2 separate regions of the Mus musculus genome follow, and region 2 is linked to region 1. A link is a loop called in an ENCODE intact Hi-C map of the cell type or tissue named here. Cell type or tissue: left cerebral cortex. All regions are shown on one strand. Links, peaks and the distances in the headings refer to the core of each region. The heading gives the core; the rest is flanking DNA. Region 1 has its middle 4.4 kb from the start of Gm29681. Region 2 overlaps Galnt17 (polypeptide N-acetylgalactosaminyltransferase 17).

Evidence for each region. Hi-C counts contacts between places; a loop is a spot of excess contacts. Peaks named below come from ENCODE experiments on the same cell type or tissue, not always from the same donor. Only the 100,000 strongest peaks of a DNase experiment are listed, where the experiment ranks them.
Region 2: it touches region 1 in a loop (3-fold over the local background); 22 of 42 quality-filtered maps call a loop at or near these places.

Annotation. Positions count from the first base shown.
Region 1 is chr5:131,417,628-131,420,540 of GRCm38, reverse strand. No RefSeq gene overlaps it. Among named protein-coding and RNA genes, the nearest start is that of Gm29681, 4.4 kb to the right of the region's middle. In left cerebral cortex, for the core only: a CTCF peak has its summit at 1,413 (motif pointing right); no DNase peak of the experiment used is centred there.
Region 2 is chr5:131,164,686-131,167,598 of GRCm38, reverse strand. The region is part of intron 1 of Galnt17 (polypeptide N-acetylgalactosaminyltransferase 17); the gene reads left to right. Among named protein-coding and RNA genes, the nearest start is that of Gm40338, 81 kb to the right of the region's middle. In left cerebral cortex, for the core only: no CTCF peak of the experiment used is centred there; a DNase peak (open chromatin) is centred at 1,760.

The DNA.
Region 1 (2,913 bases), core at 258-2,757:
GTCAGCCTAGTCTAATTGCTAACTTCCAAGTTCAGCCAGAGACACCACCTCAAAACAAACAAACATATATACATACAAACAAAGAAATAGATAAAATAAGGTACAGAGCAACTGAAGAAGACACCTGGCATTAACATTTAGCCTGCACACACACCTGTGCTCACGTGCATGAACACCTGCCAAGGAGGGGTTCTACTGGCTCTGCCTCCTGTCTCCCCATAGGAGGACTGGGCTTATGGGTATTGGAGCCACAACATCCAGTGGGTTGTGGAGCCTTGAACACAGGCTTTCATGGTTCTATGGCAATGCTTTACCTGTTGAGTCACCACCCTGGTCCTGCCTCTGCTTCTTGAGTGCTGGGGTAGCAGGCTTGTTCCACTATGTCTGACCTCTTTTCCGATATTAACCCAAATTTTTTTCTGTTGTTCTGTTGATACAGAGTTTTTCTGTGTAGCCCAGGCTGGCCTCAAACTCACAGCAATCCTTCTGCCTTAGGCTCCTAAGTGCTGGAATTACAAGCATGAGCTACCATGCTTAGTTTAAATATCTGTGCTGATAAATCAAAGCCATGGACAGAAAACCTTTCCCAAGTTCTAGGAATATCATTAAATCTGAGAGTAGGCTTGGAAATTCTTTGACAAAGAATGTACAAAGTCTGGGGGTCTCCCACCTCTTATGTTTTATCTGAGGGAACAGGGAAATGAATTGCATCCAGCTGTGGGGGGCTTTCCCACCCCATGTTTTGTTTGGGAATATAAATTACCTGATCAATTAGCCTATTTATCCATCCCCCCTCCATTAATCCCTAATCAATTCCTCAGAACTCAGAAAAAGCACATATTCAATTTCCTTTTCCCTCCAGCTCCCGACAGCCATCATAATTTGGAGGCGATTTTGTCCCGTTATAAAAGGCACACACAAAAGAATTCAATCATTTTTCTGCCTGATAAATCTCTGCTCTCCTCGAGGACATAAATGCTGCTTGCCATCCAAGCCACACTCCTCCGGTGTCTGCCTCTTCCCTCAGTAGGATGTAGAGGGCTCAGGCGTTCCAGCTTCTAGTCTGGGCGTCTGGGAGGATGGAGAGGAGATTGAAAGAGAAAAAGAAAAAAAAAAAAGATCTATGGCAGAGTAGGGATGTGTGCAGTTGGCAAAGTTGCTTAGAATGCAGGAGGCTGGAGTTCAATCCCTGTAGGTACATTCACGTGTTCGCACACACATGCACACGCACACGCACATGCACAAGTGTGTGCACACACAAACAGGAGTTGATTTTGACTCTTTAAAGAGATTTATTTTCAATGGTGTGTGTGTGTATGTGAGCATGTGTGTGTGCATGCATGTGTACAAATGTACACACATGCACATATTAATGCAGAGCCTGTGGCGACCAGAAGAGGGTGTCAGTTTCCTTGAAGATGGTGTCACAGACAGTTATGAGCTACCCAGTATAGACACTGAGAACCAAACCCAGTTTCTTTGCAGGAACAATATGTGCTCTTAGCCACTGAGCTGTTTCTTCAGCCAAGAGAATCAGAGGGAGGAAGGGAGGAAGGGAGGAAGGGAGGAAGGGAGGAAGGGAGGAAGGGAGGAAGGGAGGAAGGGAGAGAGTTGGAGAAGGAGAGAGAGAGAGAGAGAGAGAGAGAGAGAGAGAGAGAGAGAGAGAGAGAGAGAGAGTTTTCATCAGTGTGCCTTGGGAAGAGAAAGCCATAAAGGGTCCAGGGACTCCGAGCCCATCTTCGGGTTCTGACATGAGCTTTACCCTTATGTAGAGGAAGAATTGGGGTAGGAGCAAGACATATGCTCACTCAAGCAGTCGTGTGTGTGTGTGTGTGTGTGTGTGTGTGTGTGTGTGTGTGCATGTGCGTGTAAATAAATTGTGTAAATGTGTGCATGGGGGTATTGAGGTAAGAGGCCAACCTTGGCTATCATCCCTAAAATGCCATATACCTTTTATTAAAAACAGGGTATCTTGTTGGTCCAGAGTCCATATGTGTGTGTATGTGTGTGTGTGTTGTATGTACATGTATGGTATAGAGGTGTGAAGCCAACTTTTCCTATCATTCCTAAGGTGTTGTTCATCTTTTTTATTTTTTGGACAGGGTCCAGAGCTCACAGAGTAGGCTAAGCTGACTGACCAGCAAGACCTAGAGTCCCTTTGGATTCTGCTTCTCCAGGATAGAGATAACTACGCCCAGGTTTTATGTAGATTCTGGGTACTAAACTCAGGTCGTCAGGCTTGTCTTATAAGCACTTCACCATAACCTGAGCCCCTAAGGCACATCTTTGTAAACCGAGGCATCCTGGCCAGCCTCCTCTCTCTGGTTTGGTCCATTGGTACAGAGAGATGGAGTTTATGTCTAGGAACTTTCATGCTGGCTGCCGAGAAGAACACTTAATCTCTGGCCGTGCTCTCAGGGCCACCTTTAGGTGTGAGGCCATTGCATATCCTTGCCAGGATGTAATGCTTGCTTACAGCCACCTTGATGACTTCTGGCTTTGCCTCAAGCCCCCACTGAGGCTGGGGCCAGTTGGGGATTTCTGATTCCAGTCTCTGCCTTGGGAGTAAAGAGGGAACATTTCCAGCTGGGGTTTAAAGGTATCAATTCCCAAATGGAGCTTGGCTCTCCTGCTATTTAAAAATCCTATTTGGTAAGCACTTCACAGAGCAATAGCTCTGAAAGAGAGAGAGATTACTTTCCCATTAGCCTGGCTTAGAAGAATGCATTGTTATTCAAAAGGAATTTAGGTGCAATGTGGCTTTCACAGTTTAGAGAGCCAGTCTTCTGGAAGCTGGGGCTCCCCAATGAATAGAGACCTCCAAATCTGGTGAATGTTGGTTTAGATTTCATAACAATTCCCAAGTCTCCTGGGCAGCTGGGCAAGCAGGGATGAGTGTATAGCACTTCCGGG
Region 2 (2,913 bases), core at 222-2,721, 250 kb after region 1:
CTCGTCATTAGAAATATTCATTTCACCCACACACTTGGTGCATTGGCAGCCGGAACAAGCCAGAGGCATACGTTAATCACTTGCACACACAGGGTGAGGCAGGAGGGGGCATGTTTGTGCCAGCGTTTGCTTGGCAATGAGAGTGAAACTTGGGCCCTTTTGGTCTTCTTCATCACAGTCAAGTGAAATCTGAATGCATATTTTCTTCCTTTTCTTTTTCTTTTTTTTTGTTTTGTTTGTCTACATTTTTAAAATTAGCACTCACAATGAATTTTCTTATAACGTCTCCTGTTATATTTATTATATTCTGTGAGGATAGTCTCTCTCTCTCTCTCTCTCACATACACACACACACACACACACACAAACACACACAGAGCTCTATCTTCTTTCTCCCTCTTCTACTCCAATAGTCTCCTTCCTTTCCTCTAAATAATTCCCCTCTTGCTTTCATAACTTGTGTGTGTGTGTGTGTGTGTGTGTGTGTGTGTGTTTAAAACTTAGATTCTGTATATGAATGAATACAGCAGGTTTTGTCTGAGTCTAGTTTATTTCACTTAATGTAAAGGTCTTCAGTTCCTTCTATTTCCTTGCCAGGGACAAATTTTCATTCCTTTTCATGGCTGAATGAAACTCCTCTGTGTGTGCACACATACTGCATGTCTTTATACATCCATCCATTGATGGACACCAAGTCTGGTTCCCTATCTTGGTGACTGTAAATGATTCTGCAGAAATCTACATGAGCATAGAGGCTTCTGTGTGGTACACTGACTTAACCCTCGGGAGTGGCATAGCTGGGTTACAGGGTAGCTTTACTTAGGGTTTTGATTCCCACAGTAGTTTTACTCTGTCCATATCACAAGAGTAAGGTTATTTCCACCAACATTTTAACAGTGCATTTTCTTTGTTTCTTATTCCTTCGTTCCTTCCTTCCTTCCTTGCTTGTTTTTTTTCCTTCCCTCCTTCCTTTTCCCCTCCCTCCTTTCCTTCCTTCCTTAAGACAGTGTCTTACTTTCTATATAGTCCTGTCTGTCCTGGAACTCATTTTGTAGAACAGGCTAGTCTTGAACTTACAATGATCTGCCTACTGTTGTCTCCTGAGTGCTGGGATTAAAGGCACGTTCCACCCTGCCCTTCAAGAGTGCATTCAATTTAAATTTTTATGTATATGGGTGCTTTGACTGCATGTATTTCCACGTGCCTCAGAGACCAGAAGAACATGTCAGATCACATGGGACTCGAGTTACAGATGATTTTGAGTCACCCTGTAAGTGCTGGAATTGAACCCAGGTCTTCTAGAGGACCAGCCAGTGCTCTTAATCTTTGAGCCATCTTAACAATCTCAAGAGTGCATTTTTTAAAACAGACTGGGTTGTTGGCAAGTGAAGAAACCCAGGTTCTAGATGCAGGCTAAATAGCTTCAGTGACTTGAGCACATTCAGTCTCCTCATGGAACCTCGATGTCCCTACAGGCTGAATGAGGATAAAATGAAATAATCTTTGTCGAAAGATTCCAGGAAGTACAAAGTTCATAATACATGTAAGACATGCCATTTTGAATAAAATAGCAGTTTGGGAATTTATGGACGGTTTGTTCCAAAGGTACTTGGAGCACATCGCAGTGATTCATCACTCCTGGAACTGAAAAGGCTGCGTGAACAGCTCAGCTAATGGACACAAATGCACTTCTAGTGTTCCGAGCTGCAGGGGATGCACCACCAGGGAACCTATTATTCATTGTGCTGTCTCCTAGGCCACAATCCAACAGTACATAGCCGTGTGTTACCAACTGAGGTTTGCACCCTCCTGCCCCCAAATTCCGTGGTGAAGCCCCAACCATCAGTGGGACAGTATTGTGTGACTATTTTCTGAGATGTGAATAGGCGTCTATTCATCCCAGAGAGGCATTGATGATGAATCAAAGAAACAAGCCAAATCAACAATAGCTCAGTGAATCGTGAGTTTTTCAGGGTTGCTTACAAGAGTGTGAATATGGTGACGCACTTGTATCACTCCAAACCCCAAGTCCTCCCCAAGCATGGGTGACAACTCATGGGAGCTCTGTCCCTGTGCACGCAGCAGGCAGCTTAGTGGCCAGAGGGTCTTCTCTTCCCTGCAGTTGTTACTGTTTTAATAGCTTTGGGGAGGGAGTGCTGTTAAGTTTAGGGAACTTCCTGAGATCTGTGATGTTAGCAATTTCCTCTGAGATTAAAACCTGCCTACTTGGAGTTCCTTCCTTAATAAACTGTGCTTTGGCAGGAAGGAGAAACAACGGGGTACCCTAAGGGACATGGGGAGGAACTCTTTAAGCTTAGGAAGTAAATAAAGCAAAATGCCTTCAGGAAGTCCTTGAAACTGACTAGATTTGAAAGCTCTCCCTTCCCCCAGCTCCTGTAGGTAAGCAGTAAGGACCACTAAGAGACATTGTCATGTACGCCCAGCTGCCTGGAAGACACAGAGACCAGGCGAATTGCCTAGCACAGTGGTTCTCAACTTCCCTAAAGCTGCTTCTACCCTTTCCACAGTTTCTCATGTTGTGGTGACACCCCCCTCCCCCCCAGCTGTAACATTATTTTTTGTTGCTACTTCCTAGCTGTGATTTTGCTAATGTTATGAATCATAATGCAAATATCTGTGTTTTCCCATGGTCTTAGGTGACCCCTGTAAAAGGGTTGTTCACCCCTAAAGGGATTATAAACCATAGGTCGAGGAATGCTGGCCTAGAAAACAAAACAAAAAAAAAACAAAAAAACAAAAAGTAGACCAGCTAAGGTGCCTGGAAAAGATGCTCTCCTACATGCTGTGTGGGCCTTCAGGTCCAGCTTTTGTGAGTTATCACTCATGCTTGGGCTTTGGTGATACAGATGTCTTAGAGTCACTGCTGCTTCTATAAGTAACCTCCCACCTACA